2 separate regions of the Homo sapiens genome follow, and region 2 is linked to region 1. Evidence: chromatin loops called from intact Hi-C (ENCODE). Cell type or tissue: psoas muscle. All regions are shown on one strand. Each heading gives the region's core, and the rest is flanking DNA. Links, peaks and the distances in the headings are about the cores only.

What was found. Hi-C counts contacts between places; a loop is a spot of excess contacts. Peaks named below come from ENCODE experiments on the same cell type or tissue, not always from the same donor. Only the 100,000 strongest peaks of a DNase experiment are listed, where the experiment ranks them.
Region 2: a loop joins it to region 1, with 3 times the contacts of the local background. A loop is called at or near these places in 3 of 110 quality-filtered maps.

The regions. Positions count from the first base shown.
Region 1 is chr15:25,892,807-25,898,188 of GRCh38, reverse strand. No RefSeq gene overlaps it. Among named protein-coding and RNA genes, the nearest start is that of LINC02346, 6.9 kb to the left of the region's middle. RefSeq lists an enhancer at 1-308. In psoas muscle, for the core only: no CTCF peak of the experiment used is centred there; no DNase peak of the experiment used is centred there.
Region 2 is chr15:25,827,907-25,833,288 of GRCh38, reverse strand. All of the region lies in intron 1 of ATP10A (ATPase phospholipid transporting 10A (putative)), which reads left to right. It overlaps LOC107984770 (a long non-coding RNA gene), which reads left to right and starts at 316. Exons shown (of 2, transcript XR_001751446.1): 1 at 316-1,942; 2 at 2,247-4,202. In psoas muscle, for the core only: no CTCF peak of the experiment used is centred there; a DNase peak (open chromatin) is centred at 2,248; H3K27ac peaks cover 867 bases.

The sequences.
Region 1 (5,382 bases), core at 271-5,270:
TCTTTTCTGTCATTTCAGTGGGACTCCTGGAGGAGAGGACAGAGCTGCATGGGTCCTGCCCACTGTGGCCATCATTGTCTCTGCACCCACTGCCTCTACCCACCTTGTCTCTTCAGAGCTGGGGCTTGTGTGTTCACTGAGGGCTTAGACACCCTCTTGCATTCAATGGATGGAAACCCCATGCCTTCCCTGGGGAAGCAGAGACCATGGCCTGCATGAGGTTCTCAGTACTCAGAGTACCTATGGTGAACACAGAGGCCAGGCCCCACTTTCAGAGATGCTGATCCAAGAGGGTTAAGATGGACCTGGGACTTCAGCCAGGGTGCATGGTGATGCAATGGCAGGACTCTGACCACTGTCACACAAGGCTGTTCAGTAGCAAAGAGGCCCAGGTCTGATCCACCTCCATTACTTACTTACTGTGTGCCCTTGGGGGAATCTAGCTCAATCTCCAAGCTGTAGAAAGGAAAGTAGGGTGGTCCCTACCTTCTGGGTTTGACTGGATGATTAAATGGTAAAATGCAGCACAAGAAAGAACATAGCACATGGAATGTGCTAAGTGGATGCTAGCTATTAAAATTACCACCTACACAATTGCGTGCACCCCAAGGTTCCCATGCTTCGGGCTGGTTTTGGCAGGTTTCCCCAGGTATTGAGGTTGGAGGCCACTTCTAGGGTGTCCTCAGGAGCCAGTGGAGCGTGAAGGACAGTCTCTTCCTTCATGAAGGCCTCTGGCTCAATGCCGATGGACCCTTCCTGATGGCTCTTCCTGGTCTTTCAGACTCCTCCGTGGATGGCAGCCTGTCTGCAGTTAGTGCTCTTTTATTTTTATATTTTTGTAGAGGCGAGGTCTTACTATGTTGTCCCAGGCTGGTCTCAAATGTTTTTCCTCAAGGTACCCTCCTGTCTCAGCCTCCCAAAACGCTGGTATGACAGGTGCGAGCCACTGCACCCAACCAAGTCGTCAATTTCTGCAGTAGGCAGAATACTTCCCTCTAACTCTCTCGGATAATTTTTCTATTTCTCATCTATTATTCTTGGGAAGACTAAATGCCAAATATATTAGAATTTTGCCCAAATTAGAAGAAAAGGCAGAGTGGCTACTGAGTCCTTTATTGTATTGTATGATTGGATCAGGTGAATGTTGTGGTTGGGGCCACTCAGCCCTCATTCTTATCCCTGAGTGCACTCTCTTTTCTGGGTGACTTTGCAGGAGGATGTGCTCCAGAGAGTACCTTGCATCAACCCAGAACCAAATAAACAATTGTTCTGTTTCTTTTTGTTTTCTTTCTTTTTTTCTTTTCTTTTTTTTTTTTTTCCACTGCAATGGAGGCTTGCAATGAGGGAGAGAGACTGGACTTAATGACCAAATATTTTTTGTAAATATCTGTCCTTGGTAACAAGAGCTTTCATTTGCTGTGAGAAAAAAGAAATAAAAAGTCATGGTGTTAGGAACACTGATATACAACTAGAGATGTAAGGACATCTTCAACACAAGGAAGAGTTGGATAATAATTCCAAAGATTCCCAAACAGCCCATGATTGCTGGATTCAGAACTGGGCCCATGGAGAGAACAGAGATCAAGACCAGAGCTCTAGCTGCTGCCAAAATGAGCAACAGGAGTTTTCTCCACTTTGAAAAGATGTGAAGATATCAGCTGGTGATAAATCAGGTGATTGAGATAAAATGGAAAATTTTCCTTTCTAATCTAACAGGAGTGTCAATGGTTGGAAAAGAAAGCTGATATGGAATATCAATGTAGGTGGGTCAAAGTTCATCTTGATAAATATCAAAGGGAAAAATGACCTTGATTTAAATTGTTGGTACATAACACTTCAAAGGAGAAAGGTGGTTGCTTCAAAGTACCCCCTTTATTATTTTATCCTGCTGTGGAACTGAAAGATGAAAACATCATTGTAACAAAATAGATGTCAATTTAAATAATGTCTACTCTGGAAAACATGATCTTATCAAAGAAAAAGAAGGAGGGAGGGAGGAAGGGAGGAAAAGGAAACACTAAGCACAGTGATTCTGAGAATCAAGGAGATTATTTCCTTCTGGCACAAATGCAAAAACATGAGATTATTAAAAATTAGATTACTATGGAACAATTTGTTTCCAATTCATCTTTGCTGTTATCTCAGTTCATATTTTAATGACATTGCAGGGAAAATTGAGTGGTTTATCTCTCTTTTAAAAATTTTATGATGCACCCTCCCCGGTCCCATGTGAGTCTGACTTGGACGCAGCAGGGGCTTCCTCACATTGCAAGTCTACAAGGAACACAGAAGGAACTCTCCTTGGACCACAGAGCCCAGTGGTGCTGGCATGGCTTGCCGCCTATGTTATACCCGATGGCCACCTGGGGTTGGCTCTAGTATTGCAGACCATGGGCACCCTGGCTACCAAACACTCCTCCCCAGCAGCATTGAGATCAGGAATGCGGTTGCCACCTGGCAGTGAGACCAGGAGAGGCTGCCCTGTTAGGAGAGTTGAAGTAACTTTAGTTCAGATACTGAAAGTTTTTCAGAAGTCTTTTCCAAAAGAAACGACTTCTCAATATTTCTATCATTCTTACAAATGTGCTTTTGGATGCTGATTTAGAATCAAGCTTCCTTGCAATTATTTTGTTCTCAGCTCTACCATGTGTTGGACTCAATAGTACTCCCACCTGTTACATAGTTCACTTGAGCTATTGGTATGATGCTTATTAAACATAATAATAATAATATTCCTCTGACCCCAACAATGTTTAAAAAGAATTATATCCCACAGCCAAGTGGGATTTATCCCAGGTATGCAAGGCCACGTCAACATTTAAAAGTCAATTAATATAATCCATCACATCAACAGGCTAAGAAGAAAAATCTCATGATTGTATTATAGATGCAGAGAAAGTATTTGACAAAATCCAATACTCATTCATGATTTTAAAAAAACCCTCAGTATACTAGGAATAGAGAGGAACTTCCTCAACTTGGTAAATAATATCTACAAAAAGCCTACAACTAACATCATAGTTAATGGCAAGAAACAAGAAGTTTTTCCACTAAGTTCAGGAAAAAGGCAAGGATGTCCCCACTCACCACTGCTTTTCCGTATCATCCTGGAAGTCCTAGCTAATGCAATTAGACAAAAAAATAAAATAAAGGTATACACATTAGGAAAAAACTTCTGAGACTAGTGAGTGATTATAGCAAGGTTGCAGGATATAAGGTAAATGTACAAGTGGAATTTGAGATAATAACACTCTTTGTGATCATTTCAATTTGAATTCCCAGTGCTTAAATTAACATGCAACTTTTCTTTGTTTTCTAGTTGTAAAGTTTCATCTTTCTGTTTTCTTCAGCTGTTCTCTGACCCTGCCCTGTCTGCCATTCCAAGCCCAAGGCCCGGGAGCACAGTGAGCGAGCAGGTCCCTCTTCCTTGCCTGTCCCATCCTCATGGAGAGCACACATCACTCTGCAAGAGCTCCAGGCTGTGCTTAGCCAGTCACAGCTGCCCTGGGAAACAATTACAGGTAAAGCAATAATTTGCTTATAGTTTTTAGTGAAATGTATACTTCTGTGATTAATAAACAGAAAATGTGAGGGTCAAATGCAATAAACTCTTGTGGTTTGGAACACCATATTTCCTCTTGGGAGAGAAGGAAATTAAGAACTTTTTTTTCCTCTAATTACACAACAGTAAAAAATTGATTCCCTTTGTTGTAGTGAGGGTTGGTGGGGAGGGCAGCAGGGAAGGCAGGCTTTGAGAATTTTAAAGCATAAAAGATGACATTCCTATAAAGGATTGCCACTTTTTGTCACGTGATAACATAAACATAGCATTTGGAATTAATACAGTAACAAAACTATGTTAGTTGCACCTAGATCAGCTCACAAATTCTAATAGTATTACACTCCAATTCTCTAGAAGTGCTGCATGAAGAATCCAAGCTAGATATAAATTTACTAATTTAACTTTATTTTAAAGAACACCAGGGTGAGGTTTTCTACTTTGAACATGTACCAGGTTAACTTGGAGTATGAGGCTCTAAGGATCCCAAGTAGTTGGCGATGTTTTTAACATATTTTTAACTGAAATAATGAAGAATCACTTATTACAACTGAAATAAACTAATCCTAACTGTTTCTATATACATTAACTGTTACCGATGTTTATCTCCCTCCTGCCCCAAGATTTCAAAGACTCATTATTCCCATAGCTGTAAAAATCCCAAATGTCTTATGTTCTCCCATCTTCTGAGTCCAGCCCTCGTTTTCAGTCTCATTTCCTGTGGTGTCTATGGCACCCCCTTTCTACCCCAACATCATTTGTTCCAGCACCAAGACTCATCACTGTTCCACAGACCCATCACACGCCTCCTTGCCTTCTGCTCTTCACACATGGCATTCCCTGTCTGGCTTTTTCTCCTCCACACAGCCTCTTACAGCTACTAGAATCCGATAACTCTTCAACGCCAATCGCAAATGCCACCTCCTTGTCAAAAGCTTTGAATTCCAAGTGAACATCTTCTTCTTCTGTTCCCCCTTGAAATAGGATTCCAATCTAGCATTGATCACATTCATTCTTTTAATATAATTCAGCATTTTACTGGACCTTGGCAATGTATCTAGCTCCAGCACATATGTTTAGGCACATACTATTAAACAGTCCCTGCCCTCTAGTAACTTAGGGTTTCTTCCTTGTGTTGTAATACTTTGTGTTCATTCTTCATTAATTTTAAGGCTACCTAGGGCAGTACTTTTCAACTTAGCTTTATGCCTAGGTTATTGACCAACGGTAAAGGAAGTCAGGTATAAATGCAAATTAACTCACACCCAGGAGGCTGCTCTCTGCACCTGTGGGATTCCACACACTCTGCCTTCAGAAAGCAACCCAGTAATTATAGAAGACCTGAATGTACAAGTTGATCATAATGTTCATATGGAAATATAAACAAGTAAAAATCACCAGAAAAACTCTGGAAGAAATAACAAAGGACTAGCCCTGCCAGATATTAAAACATAGAATTCTTTCTTTTTTTTAGGTGATGCTCATTCATTTATTTCTCATTTTATCCTCATCACACTGGGCTGGGAGAGGAGGAGTCACGCACCAGTGTATAGATTGTGCTATTGCCTTGCTTTGAGGCAGAATTGAGATCCAGGTTCTAATTGTCTCCAAGTTTCTAGCTGGGACAACAGCAGGAAACAGGCAGGGGGCTGACCCTCAGGCTCATGTTCCAGGACTCCCATCTGGGTACCTGAGGATGCTCCACGGAAATCATGCATGGGGGCCGACAGCAGCCCCTTAAAGCAATGGGGATGACAGACCCGGAACTGATAACAGGAGTTGCAGGAACAACCACATATGCACAGAGAGGACCTGAAAAGACC
Region 2 (5,382 bases), core at 124-5,123, 65 kb after region 1:
AATATGGGCCCGGCGCAGTGGCTCACACCTGTAATCCCAGCACTTTGGGAGGTCAAGGTGGGTGGATTGCCTGAGGCCAGCAGTTCGAAACCAGCCCAGCCAACATGGTGAAAACCCGTCTTTACTAAAAATGCAAAAATCACCCACTTGTGGTAATGTCCGCCTCTAATCCCAGCTACTTGGGAGGCTGAGGCACAAGAATCACTTGAAGCCAGGAGGCGGAGGTTGCAGTGAGCCGAGATCACACCACTGCACTCCAACCTGGGCAACAGAGTGAGACTCTGTCTCAAAAAAAAAAAAAAAAAAAGAATAAAATAGATTAAAAAAATGTAATTGACACATAACAATTATACACATTTGTGGAGCACAGAGTGATATTGCCTATGTATACGGTTTGTAATGATCAAATTGTGATAATCAGCATGTCTATCACCTCAAATACTTATTTCTTTTTATTGGGAGCATTCAAAATCCTCTCTTCTAGCTATTGGAAAATACACACTAAATTACTGTTAACTATAGTCCCCCTGCAGTGCTGCGGAATGCCACAACTTATCCCTCCTCTCCAGCTGTAGTTTAGTATCCAGTAACATACTCTTTTCATTTCCTTTCTTTGGGCAGAAGGCTAGATGTTGCCTGTTTTTGTTTTATTTTTCTGCTTCACATATAGCGCACGAAAGCAGAGTGTATTCAAAAAAGGAAATGTGTTTGAAAAAAAAAAAAGGAAACGAATTTACATAGGACCTGTAAGCATAAGACAAAAAATGGAATCTGGTCATTGACAACCTTAAATATAAAGATGCCAATTTTAGACTGCGACAATGGTCCAGAACATGACAGATCTTTGTGATGACTTTGCCTTGCCCGGCACACTCACAGGCAGCTGCCTTTGCTGAAATGAGGCCTTGTGTCTGCTAGGAGAGTAGCACTCAGATTTTCCACCCATTGCTGAATGAGTTTCCTGAGGCTTCTATAACAGATTACCATACACCAGGTGGCTTAAACCAACAGAAGTGTATTCTCTTACAGTTCTGAGGCTTCAAGGCTGAGACCAGCGTGTGGGCAGGGCCGTGCTCCTGTGGAAAGCTCTAGAGAAAAATCCTTCTTTGCCTCTTCCTGCGTCTGTGGTGGCCGCCAGTCCTTACGTCCCCTGTCTTGCAGCCACGTTGATCTGATTTCTGTCTCTGTCTTCACATGGCTGTCTTCTCTGTCATGAGTCTCTGTGTCTCTGTTTTCTCTGCTTATAAGGATACCAGTCATTGGGTTAGGGCCCGCCATACTCCAGTATAACCTTATCTTAACTAACTATATCTGCAAGGATCGTATTTCCAAATAAAGTGACATTCAGAGGTTCCAGATGGACATGAATTTTGGGGGACACTATTCATTCAACACAGTGTAATCGCCAAAGTCACGTACTGGCACTGTCCTACTGGCACTGGAGGGTTTTTGTTTGCTTGTTTATTTTAAGCATTCCATTTTGCTCATGAATAATGAGTTATTAACAGCAGGAGGTTCAGAAGGTTGTGTGGCTCTTTGGAAATATATGACAATGCTATCTTCTAGATCCCCTCACCTGGGTCAGGCAGTGAGGTGTTGCCCATAGGAGCCTCTATAGGTGCAGGTTCCCCTTGGTACCATGCTTTGCACATCGTGTGAGCTCAGAGTTTGTGGACAGATAGAAACTCAGGAAACACAAAATATCGATCCATATGGTATTTAGCTGAATCTGTGAAGACTGTCATTGATTGCCAAGAATTATGAGGATATTGCTAAGTCAGTGGCAGTCATTTACACTCCACAAAAAGCCATTTTCACATCTCGACACACTGAACATGTATTTTTAGAGAATGACTAAATGCAGTTCCATCCCCTATTAGGAATTCCCTGCTCGCAGCATTCTCCAGGAAAATGTTGTCAAGGAGATTAACTGTCCACATGGGTGAGTCCAGCATTTTTCTGAGGTAGCACAAACACACAGAGCCCATTACAGTTCCAGGACTTGCCCAACAATGTGTAATTGCAGCGGGGAGAGAATCTCATACGGGGTGGAGCCCCCGAGGCCCCCGAGCCACACACAGCTTTGGAATGAGGTGGGAGAGGGTATGGGCAGCGGTCCTAGACATCCAGACACTGTGGAGGGTGCTGGGTATGCACGGGGTCCAGCCTGTCTGCTGAGGAGCGGGCAGGGCATGGTGGGGAAGGTGGGGTGAGTGGCTGGGACTTTTGTTTGCATTTCATTGCAGACTCATCATTTGCCCCAAATATAATTTTGGCTTTGAATCATGTAGCGAAGCAGCCAGATGAAGGGAGGCCCGGCACAGCCAAAGCTCTGAAGCCTGGGAAGTATTGCCGTCCCACTCTGAGAACATAGTTCAGTGAATCATTTTCCTGGCTTCCTTTCAAAGTCTGAGGAAATGAAGTCCTTAGGTTTGAAACAGTGATTCCCAGGAGCAGGTAAGTGCTGAAAGCCTCATCAGGTGGCACGTTTACTAAAGCCACTTGTTTCTTTTGAAACAGGTTTAATATAGACCATCTTAAAATGTCATGACCTCATGGGACAATGCAGGGGGACAGAAATAAGTTGTCACCTCTGAGTTTGGGACTGAAGATCCCAGAGCCACAGTGAGGGAAGACGGAAGGGGGCCGTGGCGAACTGGGCTGTTAAGAGATCATGTGGCCAGTGCAGGGACACAGGACCCCCCCGGAGAGAAAGGGTCTGGGTCTCCTCCTGAGAGCCTGTTCAGGAATCTCCAAATTCTTGAACTTGTGGCGTGGTTTTCTTTGGAAAGGAAGGAAGGTGTAAAGAAGCCCAAGTCAGTTTCTCACTTGAGAAATGCTGTTGCAAAGGGGCAGTGTGGTGGGAATTTTAACCTTTGCCACTCCCTCTAGCAGAACTGTGTGGTTTTGGACAGGCTGGCCGCTAGTTTCAGGGCACAATAGAGGGACACTTCCACCCCTTTCAGTGACTTCCCAAGGTGGCTCTGCAGAGCACCCCTTAGGAGAGTGGAGCCTGGCCTCTGAGGCCATTCTGAATGAGGGGAAGGTGGGGATGACCCAGGAAGGCCAGCGCTGCATGGCTGCACCCCCTCTCCTGCATTTACCCCCAGGTGCCTGTGCTGGCAGCGGCACATCACCAGGCCTCCTCCTCTCCGTGGCTCCATTCACAGCTCCTGCTGGCTGAGGCCTTGGACCTGGCTGCCCACCGCACTTCTCCCCGCCTGAACCACCTCCATCTCCCTCCAGATGGTGACCGAGGCCTCCTAGCTTACCCTAACCACCTCCTGCCTCCACCCCGGCCCCTAGCACACACCTGAGCATCCTCCACCCAATGGCCAAAGTGATTCCTTACAATAGAAAGCAGACTGGGGCCCTCCTCTTCTTGGAAGCCTCACTGTCTTCCCTTCCCTGGGAGTGAGATCCAAAGTCTTTGCTTGACCCACAGGGTCCTGTACCTGGTGGCCCACTGTGTCCCTCCCCCGTACCCTCACTCTCCGCCTCCCATCCCACTACGCCTTGGCCTCTTGGGACTCCAGAGCGAGCCGTGCCTTAGAGCCCTGGGCTGCTGCCCCTTCCCCCAGCTCTCTCCTGGCTCCTGCCTAGTTCAGGCACCTTTCCCAGTGTCACACTCCCAGGGAGATCCTCCCTAAATGCCTCATCTCTGTCCCTACTCTGTTTATCTTACTACAGTCTGACCCACGTATGGATTTGGGCATTTAGATGTTTCTCTACCCACCCTCCTCCGCATTAGAATGTTAACTCTTGGGAGCAAGAGCTTTGTTTTCTGTGTGGCGGCATGCTTGGTTCCTGCTCAAGAAAAAAAAATTTTTTTGAAAGAACAAATAACATCAACACTCAATACTCATTTATTCACATATTTAAGACATTTTTCCTGGGTATCCCATTTTAATTCATCCTTAAAATGGAACTGATCTTGCCTCCTTAGCCTAAGTTCAGGGGAAATGGATGCAAAGCTCTGAAAGTCACTGATCTGGGTGCTGTGAGGTGACATCATCACAGGTGACATCACCAGCCAGCCATGGAGAGGTTTGAACGAACCTTCCCCCTTTCTCCCAGACAGATGTGACCAGGCTTTATGAAAATTTGTCTGTAAAGAGGCACTTTTCACCACATTATTTTAATACACTTGTGTTATTACCAGAAAAATGGGAAAGAAGGAAATAAAATTTGCATCGACTTTCCGCCTCCTTACTCCACGTTGGTTCTTGCAAACAGACTGGAGTTGTGTGTCTGTTACCCCCTCCTTTCTCGCACATGTTCCAGCGTTATGCATGATGTGGAGCAAAGCTTTATTAATAAGGTTGCCAGGAATCACCAGCCATAGAAATGCCTACCTTTTTGAGTGAACAATTCCATTTCTATAAATCTATCCTGGGAAGATAATCTTTGATGCAGTCAAAGATCACAGTGCCCGAGGATAGTCAGTTTTTACAACAGCACATGTAAAACACAGCATGAGTGCTGCCAAATCCATATAATAATTAGATATCATGGTTCACTTACTGGAATACTGTGTATTTATTAAATTATATTTTAAGATACTTTCTGGTTACATGGAAATGCTTATGACTGGATAAAGCAATACAAATGATAACAAATACGGGATGTTAAATTTCCCTCTAAGCCCTGCTTTAGCTGCATCCCGTATGTTTTGGTGTGTTGGATTTTTGTTTGCGTTCATCTCAAAGTATTTCCTAATTTCCGTGTGATTTCCCCTGTGATCCATTGGTTATTTAAGAGTGGATTGTTTAATGTCCACGTATGTATGTCTTTCTCAAATTTGCTTCAGTTATTGATTTCATTTCTAAGTTCATTCCAAGAGCCTACTTAGTATGGTATCGATCCTTTAAACTTACTGAGTTTTGTTCTATGGCTTAGCTTATGGTCTGTACTACAGGACACGCCACGTGCACTTAAGAAGAAAGTTTATTCTACTGTTGCTGGGCAGAGTATTCTACAGTTGTCTGTCAGGTCTAGTTCATTTATAATATTTTTCAAGTCTTCTATTTCCTTGTTAATTTCTGCTAGTTCTATTTATTGTTGAAAGTGGGGCACTGGATTCTCTGTTATTGTTAAATTGTCTATTTCATCCTTCAGTTCTGTCATTTTCTGCTTCATTTGTTTTGGGAACTTACAGTTAGCTTCATTTTTGCTTATAATTGTTATGGCCTTCTGATGGATTGACCTTTTTTTCATCATAAAATGTCTTTCTTGATTTGTACTATCATTTTTTTGTTTTAAAGTCTATTTTTTGTTCTAATACTAACATAGCCAATTCAGCTCTTTTGGTTACTTTTTGCACAGTGTAACTTTTTTCATCCTTTTACTTTCAACCTATTTGTATTTTTTAATCTAAAGTGT